Linked DNA regions of Homo sapiens: all the other regions are linked to region 1. A link is an interaction called in ENCODE POLR2A ChIA-PET data of the cell type or tissue named here. Cell type or tissue: MCF 10A. All regions are shown on one strand.

The links. Peaks named below come from ENCODE experiments on the same cell type or tissue, not always from the same donor. Only the 100,000 strongest peaks of a DNase experiment are listed, where the experiment ranks them.
Region 2: POLR2A ChIA-PET joins it to region 1 with 6 read pairs; 7 of 35 experiments call an interaction of 5 or more read pairs at or near these places.
Region 3: POLR2A ChIA-PET joins it to region 1 with 9 read pairs; 8 of 35 experiments call an interaction of 5 or more read pairs at or near these places.

The regions. Positions count from the first base shown.
Region 1 is chr1:228,012,381-228,016,380 of GRCh38, forward strand. All of the region lies in intron 1 of WNT3A (Wnt family member 3A), which reads left to right. Among named protein-coding and RNA genes, the nearest start is that of WNT3A, 7.4 kb to the left of the region's middle. In MCF 10A, no CTCF peak of the experiment used is centred here; DNase peaks (open chromatin) are centred at 1,121, 2,421 and 3,091.
Region 2 is chr1:228,075,112-228,079,111 of GRCh38, forward strand. LINC02809 (long intergenic non-protein coding RNA 2809) reads right to left here and starts at 1,439. Exons shown (of 1, transcript NR_158166.1): 1 at 1-1,439. RefSeq lists enhancers at 1-284, 285-785. In MCF 10A, no CTCF peak of the experiment used is centred here; no DNase peak of the experiment used is centred here.
Region 3 is chr1:228,085,547-228,089,546 of GRCh38, forward strand. The region is part of intron 1 of ARF1 (ARF GTPase 1); the gene reads left to right. Among named protein-coding and RNA genes, the nearest start is that of ARF1, 4.8 kb to the left of the region's middle. In MCF 10A, no CTCF peak of the experiment used is centred here; DNase peaks (open chromatin) are centred at 285 and 2,465.

The sequences.
Region 1 (4,000 bases):
TTGGTGACATTGTAGCGGTTTGACGGTGCTGCAACCATTTCTGTGGATTTTGTAATAATGGAAATTTAAAAACAAACCAACCACGTCCCTCTGTTGGGACTCTAGTCTGAGAAAGCCAGCCTGAAGCCACACCTGGAGTAATGGGGGTGGGGGGGCTCTCTCAATGTGGACCACTGCCTGTAGCCCTCATCCATTGGATTTTTGACCCAAACGTGAGACTTCTAACTTGCCCCCTTTAAGAGTAGTTGAAGGGCTGGTTGCTGTTTCTGTTCAGAAGACCCGCTTCATGTCTCTGAAGGCTATTGGCTGGGGAAGAAGGATTAGACTGTGGCTCAAGGGGCAGGGGCTGGGGCAGAGGTTGCAGGTGCCAAGGAGGCTGGTTCTGGCTCCCAAAGAGAAAAAGCTCCCTAGGGATGAGAGCCTGTGCCCCAAGTGGTACCAGGGAGGTGCTGAGCTGCAGCTACCGAGGCCGAAGAAAAGGAATGTCATTCACAAAGGAGACCTGTACAGCCCCACAGACAGGGTCTCGCTCTGTCACCCAGGCTGGAGTGCAGTGATGTGATCTTGGCTCACTGCAGCCTCGACCCTCATGGGCTCAAGTGATCCTCCCATCTCAGCCTCCTGAGTAGCTGGGACCACAGGCGAGCACCACCACTCCCAGCTAATTTTTGTATATTTGTAGAGATGGGTTTCTCTCTCTACAAGAAACCATTTCTCTCTCTAGAAGAAACCATGTGGCCCAGGCTGGTCTCGACCTCCTGGGCTCCAGCAGTCCTCCCATCTTGGCCTTGTGAGTAGCTGGGATTACAGGCTCGTGCCACTACGCTTGGCTAGTATTTTTCATTTTTTGTTGAGATGGGGTCTTGCTCCGTGGCCCAGGCTGTGCACTTTAATGTTGGACAATCCCCCACCCCACCCCTCACTGGTTACAGCCCTGAGGCTGGTGAGGGGCACATGGCCTCTTCCTTGGCCTCCCTACTGGCCTCCCCAGGTGACACCCTGGAGGTGTCTCTCACGTTGCTGCTTCCACATTCCTTCCCCGGCAAAACGTGCCGCTGCCGCCCAGGGAAACTGGCAAGTGCGTGGCCGCGGGCACAGGAGCCGCTGTGCCTGCTGGGACTCGTTCAAAGTATGTGTCAGTAATCCCAGCTGGGCCGGCGGGCAGGAGGAGGTGCGGGTTGGGAGAGCTCCAGGCAGGGCTGGGCAGCCTGGACTGGGAAGGGTTGCCGACACCCAGGAGGGACCTGGGGGCCTTAAGTCCTGGGGACCCTGGCCGGCTCACAAGGTGCTTGAGCTGCCGAGAGTGGTCTTCTAGGCAGCTGCAGTTCCACCACTGGGTGTGAGAAGAAACCAGAACCTTGGGGGTCTCCCAGGCAGGTGGGTGCCCTCGGGCAGTCTCAGCCTGGGCGAGATGGGAGGTCATCCACCAACAGGGAAACACTTCGAGCCTCAGGTCTGAGGAAGGAAGCCTTATCACCGCCCATGGAGTGGCCCTGATCTTAAGAAGACAAAGATTTGGAACAGGATGTTTGCTCCAGAGGCCCCACAGAGGGGAAGCCCACCTGCCCAAGCAGGACCCTCAATGGCAGAGACACCCACCTGCCCTGGTCCTCCACACCTGCCTGCATTGCAGCTGTGCTGGAGCCAGAGGGGTCCCAGGAGGCGACCAGCTGGACTCAGGGCACAAATTGCATCCTGGAGGGGTGGCCCTGGCAGGTCCGCGAGTGGGGTGCACTGGGTCCCTCTCAGGCCAGGAGGAGGCTGAGATGACATCCAGCAGGGCAGCAGGGCCTGAGATCAGTGTCCCCATTCCATGCACTGCTCCCCTCCTCTCTCAGAGCTTCAGGTAGGAGAGGGGTCCATTACCCCATTTGACAGATGGGGAAACTGAGGCCCAGGAGGGGAAAGAGAGAAAGAGCAAACAAACAAGCGAGTAACAGGGCCCGAGTTGGAGCCCATGCCCACCTTCCAGGCCTGTCCACACGCCTGCATGGAGCATTACTGTGAGGTCCCCACGCCCCCAGCAAACATGCAAGCACAGAGCCGTGCCCTTGGTACATGGGTGCTCTGAGTTCGCTAAATTTTACTGCTAAAAGACACCAGGCCTGGACTTGAGAAACCTAAGAGCCTGCCAGCCTCAGAAGGACTTGCACAGGAACAGTGGAGGCTGGATATGGTGGCCACTCAGGACCCCCACAGCTGTGTGGCTGCGAGAAGGCCCCCACGCTTTGCCCTGAGCTTCCATCCACAGGGATTAGGTAGCACCTCCAGTGCCGCCACGTAAGATGGGAAATTGCACATGGGACCAAACCAAGCCGGGGAGGCCAGCGTGGCCCGGACTGGGCTGGCCTACCGCCCGCCTTGTGGTCCTGGGCCAGCCTCCTTCTTCCCCTGCATGTCACAGCCAGCATCTCTGCCGTACCTCTGGCGAGCTGCCCAGCCTTTCAACAGAAGTGAGGGAGTGGGGAAGAAAAACCATTAGTGCTTGTGGGCTGGAGGCATGGCTGCTGTGACTTTGGCCACAGGCGGAAGCCATGGGTCTAGGGACTGGGGCCATTTTATAAAACTACATTTGTGTGTGTTCTGAGTGAATATGACAGCCTCCCCTTCAAAACAAACGATTGTTAGGAAAAAAACAAAACAAAACAAAACAAAACCTAACAGCATTAGTGAAAATCTGGAAGGAAAGACAAGTCTGTGATCTTATCAACTTTTTCAACTTTTTGTTTTTCTAAGGATAGAAACAGTTTGTGTTCTGTTTTTGAAAACTCACTAAGCATCATCTCCATTTCTGGGGCCTTCTGGATGATCACACGATGGTTCCACTAGGTCTTGTGGTGCTGGTACTGCGATCTGCTAGCCCAGCCCTGCCGTTCCCTCCAGAGCTGGGATTCCAGGGAAAGGGGACAGAGCAAGAGAGGCTGGAGATATTGGAAGAGCAGGGTCACATTCCCTTGGGACACCAATTTTGCACAGCCAGAGGGATATCTGGTGTCCCATCCAGTTGGGCAGTTAGAATTCCAGCCACTCAGCTGTGTGGCAGCTGGACGTGGGAAACATGGACTCTTCCTGGGACGCTGTGGTGTTGGCAGTGAGAGGGGAGAGGGAATGAATTCCTCATCCGGTGAATCACAGGCTCGGGGTGCAGGGCATGGGGGCAGGGAGGGCAGGCTGGCCTCAGCCTCTCCCCGGGGACTGGGCCCAGCCTTCCTGCCCCTGCTGTTCCCACCACCCTGAGGCAGGGCCCAGACCTCACTGTGATCCAGATCGTTGGCATCCAGGAAGTGAGTAGGGAGTGACGGATGGCAAGACCACCACCCCCGCCTCCCCCCCACCCCCGCCGCCCAAGTGCTTACCTGTGGTTCCTTGTGTGAGTGATCCTCAGCAAGGACCCTTCGTCCTTGACCAGACACTTGTTTGCATGCCTACAAAGCGTGGGAGAGGTCGAAGGGGAGATTGGAGAATTCATCAGAAGCCCCAGAAGCCCAAGTGGGAGCTCCTGGCCCTGCCTGCTGGCTGGGGCCACGCTTGTCTTAGGGCACCAGGCAGGACAGTGGCCAATCGTGGCTGCTCCGCCTGAGGCCATGAGCAGGCAGGAGCCACGGACTGACAGCCAGTGCTCAGGGTCTGTCTGTGCCCGTCACCTTCTGGGCACCCGATGTTGCCCCTTTCTGTCCCCCGCATGTGCTTTAAGCGCCTGCTACTACCTTGCTCTTTTGGGGATCCTACTGACTAGAGGGTGGAGGTAGGTCCCTGACCCCCCAGGGTGATTATCAGCAAGGCTGACTCCCCAGGGACTCAACCCAAGGGAGCCCCCAAGGACCCTCAGAGTCCTCATGAAGACAGACAGGGGCCATGGAGCAAGTTTAGACTCAAGGAAGCCATAGAAGTTTCCCCGTCAGCCTTAGAATGTCCAAGCTAGAGGCAGCCTGGGTGAACCCAGCACACATTCCCTGTGGCACTCACGCTCCTGGGGCCACCCTGGGAGGACCCTGTTCTA
Region 2 (4,000 bases), 63 kb after region 1:
CCCCCAGCCTCACACAATGGGGTGTGCCCCAGGACCGTGAGCCACGTATTCACGGGTCCCACCAGAAGAGCACATGCGTCCAAGAACAGCAGCTGGGCAGGGGTAGCAGGCAGGCACGTGTGTCCTGCTTTGTTCAGGGCATCTTTGCATTAATCGCCACTGCAGGACCAACATTCTCCACAACTGGCTTCCTTTAGAGACACCTGGCCTTGGGAGCAATGAACGAGGGAAGGGAGGGTCTCCTCCAGGGTCACCATGAGCACTCTCCTCTGCCCAAGCCACGCCCCCTGGCCAGCCCCGACTCTCTCTCTCAAATCTGAGCGCCAAGGACTCCCTCCCCAACGAGCCTTGTGCTGGGGGATCCCCTTGGTTCTTCTGGGGATTCGGGATACAGTGTGCCCAGGAAGGGAGTAGTCTGATCCTAGCAACCAGAGTCACCGTGGCAACAGGTGACATCAGAGCCCAGCAGCCCTGAGCCTTACACGGGACCCAACCTGCTGCCCAAACTGACCCATGGGGGAGACACATGTCCGGCTGGACAGGTCAGGTGGCTGCCTGCAGAAAACTCATGACCCTGAGGCCGTGTGGGCAGACACCCTATGCAGGGGTGCAAAGAGGATCATCTGAGGAACCCCAATGCTTTTAGCCCCAGGTATTTGACTCTCCCGGCCTTGGCACCAGACATGAGGGAAGGAGGTATACTGGCATCACAGGGTGGCCACAGCAAGTTACCACAACCTGGGTGGTTCACAACAGCAAGGGAGGTATTTCCTCGCAACTCTGCAGCCAGAAGCCCCACATTGAGGTGTCCCGGGCATGCTCCCTCCAAAGGTTCTGGGGAGGACCCTGCACAGCCTCCTCCAGCTCCTGGTGGCTCAGGTGCCTCAGGCGCATGGCCACACACTCCAGTCTCTGGCCTGTCTTCATGGCTGGTTCCCGATCTGTGCATCTCAGATCCCCCTCCTCTTTCTCTTAGACGATCACCTGTTACGGGTCCAGGGCCCACCCTAATCCAGGATGGCCTGGTCTCGACGTCACTCATTGAGGATGTCTGCCAAGACCCTGGTTCTACAGGAGGTCCTGCTCCAAGGCTCCAGCTGGATGTGAAGGGGGGTGCCCAACCTACCCCACTACAATACCTTCGAGGTAAACCCAGGCACTGACACCTCAGTTGAGACCTTAGAGCAGAACCAGGTTGCCATGGAGCCCAGGGTCCTGCTTCCCAGGAACTGTGAGAGACCATCTATGTGGACTGCTGTTTTAAACCACTAAGGTTTGCTAGAATTTGTCACCAAGCCTCGGAACACAGACGGGGACCAACAGTTCCCCTCTCCCCAAACAAGACAGGGGCCATTCAGAATCCAGTGCCTTTGTTGTGGACTGCTGTGTCCTCTGGGTCCTGTCTGCCCTATGCGGAACAAGATCCATTTGGTTTTTTGTTCTTTTTTTGTTGGAGACAGAGTCTCGCTAGAGTGCAGTGCAGGCTAGAGTGCAGTGGCATGATCAGGGCTCACTGCAGCCTCGAACTCCTGGCCTCAAGTGATCCTCCTGCCTCAGCCTCCTGAGTAGCTGGGAGTATATATACATCAAGACACTCAGCTAAGTTTTTAATGTTTTGTAGAGACGGGGTCTCACTATGTTGCCCATGCTGGTCTCAAATTCCTGAGCTCGTGATCCTCCTGTCTCAGCCTCTCAATGTGCTGGGATTACAGGCTGAGCTACCATGCCTGGCCACTTTGATTTTAGTGTCCTTCTCTGGGGTAGTGAAAAGTTGACCACCCTATAGGAGTCCCCAGTATCATTTTGAGACATTACTGCTCCGTGCAGCCCCAAGCTGGGAAGGTCACACACAGAGTGAGTCTGTGATGCATCTTGGAGACAAGGCCCCCAGCCCAGGCGTACCTCTCCTGCTAGCCTCTGCCTGGAAGCTTGGAAGGTGAAAAGGAAGCCCTGAAAGAGAGGTGCAGACCCCAGCCCCCTAAAACCTGGAGGTGGGTCTCAAGAGAAAAGCTTCACCCAGGAGGAGCCCGGCAGGCACCTTCACAATGTGCCTCTCCCTTTCCCCCATCCGTGGGGGCCTGGCCCTTCCTCACTCCCAGCCCCGCCACCTCATAGGGACGTCACCCAGGCGTTGCCATGGCCCCATGCCCTGGTCAGCCTCCTGCTGGTGTCCTCATCACACCTCCATGTGGAACCTCTCTCGCACCCACCTCCAGGCCTCATCCAGATGAGACCCCTGCCCCTTCACCCACATGGCCCTTCCCAAACGGGGCACACTCAGTCATTCTCTAAGGACAAAGGGAAGCCCCCCAACCAGCTTTCCTCACCAACACATCTCTCCCATCTCTGACTTCCTGCCGCACAAGGATCGCCTTAAACAAGCCTTACTTGATGCCAACAACCCCCGACAAGCAGAGCCTTTTGTCAAAAGTCTGCTTAGCCTCTTGTATGCCCACAGCAATGGTAGCTCACTGCCAAGATGCTTCCACATTTGGAGATGCAATCTGTTCTGTGTTGGCCCCTGCCACTGGCCTGGCTGTGTCCCCTGCCACAGACCCCGTCTGTCTCCCAGTCCCTGGTTGCCCCCAGAGAGCTCTGACTCAAAAAGGCCCTAGAGCAAAGTAGCTCCACACCTTCAGCCATGTCTCTTCAAAGCCGTGGGGCAGCACCCAGTGCATTCCCAGGGCTCTGAGCTCAGATACAGGTCTCGACGGTGGCCAAGGAGATCCCAGGCAGGCCTTGAGCTGTAGGGCAAAGTTGGTCACTTTACAGAATCCCAGGTTCTGACATCCAGCCTGGAAGTAGACCGGAAAGATCCCTCTCCCCCAGGATCCCCCCGGGGGTCTCAAGGCTCAAGTAGCCATGATCATGCCACTGCACTCCAGCTGGGGTGACAGAAAGAAGGAAGGAAGGAAGGAAGGAGGGAAGGAGGGAGGGAGGGAGGGAAGGAAGGAAGGAGGGGGAGGTACTAGGGTGGGGAGTTGGCAGGTAGACAACTTGCCCAAGTCCCACGGGCAGAAGGGAGTGTCCGAAAGTAGGCAGAGGCCCACAGTCAGGGCCACTGTCTGAGTCCAGGACAGGCAGAAGGCTCATGTGTGCAGGCAGGGACCACTCTAGCTGACAAGTGGGGTTTCACCAATGCCTACGATAAGTGATGCACGGGACTGGGGAAATGGTGCCATCAGACACTTTAAGACTTGTGGCATGTCACTTTGGGGATGCCAGGTATTTTGTTATCCTGATAGGAGGAGTGGATCGGTACATGTACCCAGAGTCAGAACTTCTTTTGTTATTAGCACCTGAAATGATAAAACCAGGCCGCCTCTGTCACTCCAGTTGATCGAGGAGTATAAACAATATTTCCAGCCAGGCGTGGTGGTACCCCCCTGTACTGCCAGCATTTTGGGAGGCTGGGTTAGGAGGGTCATTTTCCCAGTTCAATACCAGCCCAAGCAACAAAGCAATACCTTGTCTTTAAAAATAAAAATAAAAAAGAGAGAAAATATTTACAGATTTCATGCAACAGCTCTGAGATGAAAAGTTCTGATATTTCAGCAACAAAAACCACAGGTATTGCTAATACTGCTTTTGGGGAATGCTGCTTGCATTTAAGATGGGAGGAAATGCTAAATGTCACTCAGAGGTTAAGAAGAGCCAAGATGTGCTTTTCTGCAATCCCTCCCCAGGGTGCTCACCTCACCGGCTCCCCATTTGTCCACCCAGGCATGACAATAGGCTGGAACCAGAGAGAAAACAGTCCTTTCCCTGAGAAGCCAGCCTGCCTGGGAAAACAAGGTCCCCTGAGAGCTAGTCCAGGGGAGGGACATGTGCAGCTCTAGGCTTTCATCTGAGGTTTGGAGGGCTGGCAGGAGATGGGGAAACTGAGGCCGGAGTGAATATAAGGGGAAACAGGTGATGCTTTAAAAGGACCAGAAATCAGACGACTGTGAGCAAACTCCCTGGAGTTCACGGAACTCAACTGTAATTTCCTAAGCCACTG
Region 3 (4,000 bases), 73 kb after region 1:
TGGTTTCCTGGTTCTCACACAGTGGTAACAAGGGCTTGCAGCCGGTTGTCAGCCAACAGACTGGGAAGGGTGGTGCTTCTTACAGGCCCTGATAACAGGAGAAGCCTAAATGACAAGAGAAGAGACAGGGAAAGCATAAAAGGCAGGCAGATTTTCACAGGCACAGCAATTGAAAATGATTCTGTTTAGAAGGCAGACATTCTCCCACACCCTTGAGGCCCAGGGCTCACTGCTGGTGTACAGCATGAAGTGGACAGGAGAGTTGATTCAGTCCATGAACATTTCAGGAAGTTAGAAGTCTATAGTTGTGGATTGCAAAATACATATCTGGCCTGCCTCCCATTTCCTGGCTAAAATACTTGGAATCTCCGAAGTGATGATGTCTTTTTGTACCCTAATGAGTTGACCAGTGATGGGCAGCCCCTACGAAACTTCAGGGTAGGGCTAGTCACAGGGCCAAGGCAGGATTAGAGGGTTTCAGCCCCACCCTCCAATTTTCCCAGAGTGGAGAGGGACTGAAGATTGAGCTGGTCACCAATAGCCAATAATTTAATCAATCACACCTATACCATGAAGTCACACTTTTGCCTTCAGTAGTTAACAGCATCTACAGCCCCGTGTTTCCACATTTGTACAAAGGAATGTTCAGACTGAACCACACTTAAGTACAATTTTGAAACAGCATGAGGCTGGGCGTAGTGCCTCACGCCTGTAATCCCAGCACTTTGGGAGGCTGAGGCGGGTGGATCATGAGGTCAGGAGATTGAGACCATCCTGGCGAACATGGTGATACCCCGACTCTACTAAAAATACAAAAAAATAGGCCAGGTGTGGTGGTGTGCACCTGTAGTCCCAGCTACCCGGGAGGCTGGGGCAGGAGAATGGCGTGAACCCGGGAGGTGGAGCTTGCAGGGAGCAGAGATCGCGCCACTGCACTCCAGCCTGGGCAACAGAGCGAGACTTTGTCTCAAAAAAAAAAAAAAGAAAAAAAAGAAACAGCATGAAATTCCTTGTTGATGGGAAATACCCGAAAGGCCTGCCTGGGTTTTCAGAGAGCTTCCAGAAAGCTGAATTCATGGAGGTTCCTGGAGAATGGCACAGCCAGGAGGGAAAGGTAGCGCCGTGTCTCTTCCCTCATACACCGCCCACTGCATCTCTCCATCTGTATCCTTTGTAACATCCTTTATGAAAAACCAGTAACCTTTAGTGTTTTTCTGAGTTCTGTGAGCCACTCTAGCAAATTAATTGAACCCAAGGGGAAGGAGTTATGGGAACCCTGATTTATAGATGGCTGTCCAGAAGCACAGGTAAAATAACCTGGAGTTTGTGATTGCCTCCAGGTAGACAGTGTCAGAATTGAACTGAATTAAACGACACCTAGCTGGTGTCTGCTGCAGAACGCAGAACTGGTTGCTTGCTTGGCATGTAGGGAGAAACCCCTGCTCATGTGGTGTGAGAAGCGACCTGTGTTATAAGAGTGTGTGAGAAACTGAGTTTGGGTTTTCCTATGTCCTCAAAATAGTATATTTTGAAAGCCTTCTAGGCAGAATGTATTAAAATAGTTTTTACTCCCTGAAGGGATGCCAGCAAGCTAGAAAGATTCATTTCCAAAGGGCTTCCAGTGGTAGCATGGCTAGACATGAGACATCTTTCCATTTGTGTCATACAGCAAGTTATTTTTGCAGTACCATATACGCTATGCGGGAAACTTTTAAGTATTTTATAGGTTTGATTTAGGTACAAATGGCCAAGAAGCTATCATCTATACTCATCCTGGGGATTGGGAACGGAGGCAGTTAGATGTGCCTGTGCTTTGTACCTTCTGTAGATGGGAATGCAGTTGCTCACTCACCAATCAAATTTATTGATTTATATTTAAAATACTATGAATACATCTTCTGGCAATTTTGGTGGTGACATTTTCCTTAAAATATTTGTACTAGCCAGGCACTGTGGCTCACACCTGTGTAGTGCAATCTACTTGGGAGGCTGAGGCAGGAGAGTGGATCACTTGAACCTAGGAGGTCAAGGTTGCAGTGAGCTGTGATCATAACCACTGCACTCCAGCTTGAGTAACAGAGCAGGACCCTTAGCTCTTAAAAAAATTTATACCTACTCATCAGCTGAGGACCTGGGGGCAGGTTTAGAAAACAGATTTTGAACACACATCCTTCCCTCCCTCTTGTGTCTGACATCACTGAGCTGCCACACTTTTGCCTTCAGTAGTTAACAGCATCTACAACCCCATTTTCCCACATTTTTATGGTCAAAAGAATGTTCAGACTGACCCACACATGAGTACAGTTTTTAAAAAGCATGCAATTCCTTGTTGATGCGATAGGTTTTTCGTGACGAACTTAATTTTTAGGGAAAGCACATCTGCAGATGTGTACAGTTGATCTTCATGAGCCCTATGGGCCTGATAAACATTCTTTTGCCATTGTTTTCTCCTCTCCTTGGTGGTGAGTCACTTGTGCAGTGCCCAGCGGAAGAGGGTGGGAGGCTGGGGAGGAAGGCCTGTTCTGGGCAAAGGAAGCCCTGCTTGATGAGCATGAGGCTCCACGGGGGCAGTGGCTGTGACGGTGAGTGCCACACAGAGCTGCCCACACTGGTGGAGGGAAGGCAGGGAGATACCAGGACCATCCGGAAGGGGCTGAGTGTCATTTGACAGGTGCCATGTGAGCAGAGATGTGAAGGAGTGGCCCGGGACAATCAGGGCAGAATCCCTGAGGTGAGTGCGCTGGCTGGCAGAGTTTGGAGACCTGTCAGGAGTAGGGTGCATACTGGGTGGGAAGCCTGCTGGGGTGTGCAGTGGCCCTCGGAGGGGGTCCGCGGTTCCCAGAAAAAGGAATTTGGTAATCTGTGGTGGCATTTTTGGGTGGCAGCACTGGCACCTTTGGCAGTGGCAAGAACACTTCCTGTCTGACCTTCATGTAGGGGAGGTCGTCTGATGTCCCAGACCTGTTATAAATATGAAAAAAAAATTTTTGTGCATAGTTTTAACAGGTGTTCTGAAGTTCCAGGAACAAAATCACCTTATAAATCAAAGATGACTGTGTATTGTTCTCTTCAGAATCACAGCAAGAATTCAGTTTCCAGAAGGAAAAGCTACAGTAGTTGCTTCATGGACATGGCTTGCCCTTGAGGTTGGTGGTGTCAGTGCATGAGCAGCCTGGTAAGGGTGGTTCTCTGGCCGCCACCCTTGGTCCTCTAGCGTGGTTGTGAAGTCACTTTCCTTTACTCCCCATTGCATCATAGTTGGGACAGAGCAGTGGTTCTCTGCCGTCTTGTGCGAGTGCTGGGATGCTGTCTCTACTTCCTTTTGGGTTGCCAGAGGCAGCATTTAGAGCACAGTGTGGGCATTATGTTGTGGACCAAGGCAGCCTATTGCAAGGACCTGATCGGGCGGCAGCCGTGGGGCAGCTCTGAGTAGAACATCGGGTCACCTGGCTGACTGGTGTGCTGAGAACACGCAGGAGGAGGCTGGAGACGGGGTTCTTGCCTGGGGAACAGGAGGGAGGCTACTCGCATCACAGCGGAGAATGCCTGTTGGGTTTGGGAGGGGGGTTTCGGCTGCAAAGCTGGCTGTCAAGGGGCAGGAATTGGGAGGAGGGTCTAAAGTCTTGAAGAGAAATGTGGGGTCGTTGTGTAGGGGCCACCATCACCTGGAGAGCAGGGCAGATGCCAGCGTGTGTGTGAGAACTAGGTCACTTGAAGGGAGGTCCCCAGAGTGTCCCCGGGGTGTGCCTTTCTCTCACCTAGGTCTGGAGTGCCTCCAGAAGCGAGGATTTCCTGCAAGGGCGGTGGCCTCCCAGGGTCTGTGGGGGGGCATCCCCGTCTCTTTACATGTCTGACTGACCAGAGTGGGGTGGGGTGGCAAGGTGGTGCTCGTCCCAAAGCTGGGGGAAACCTGGTGATGGTTCCCACTCCCATTGTTGCACTTCGCTTTTGATTTCTCTGGAAGAGCAAGTCTTTGTGTGGTGTTTCCCCTCAGCCTACA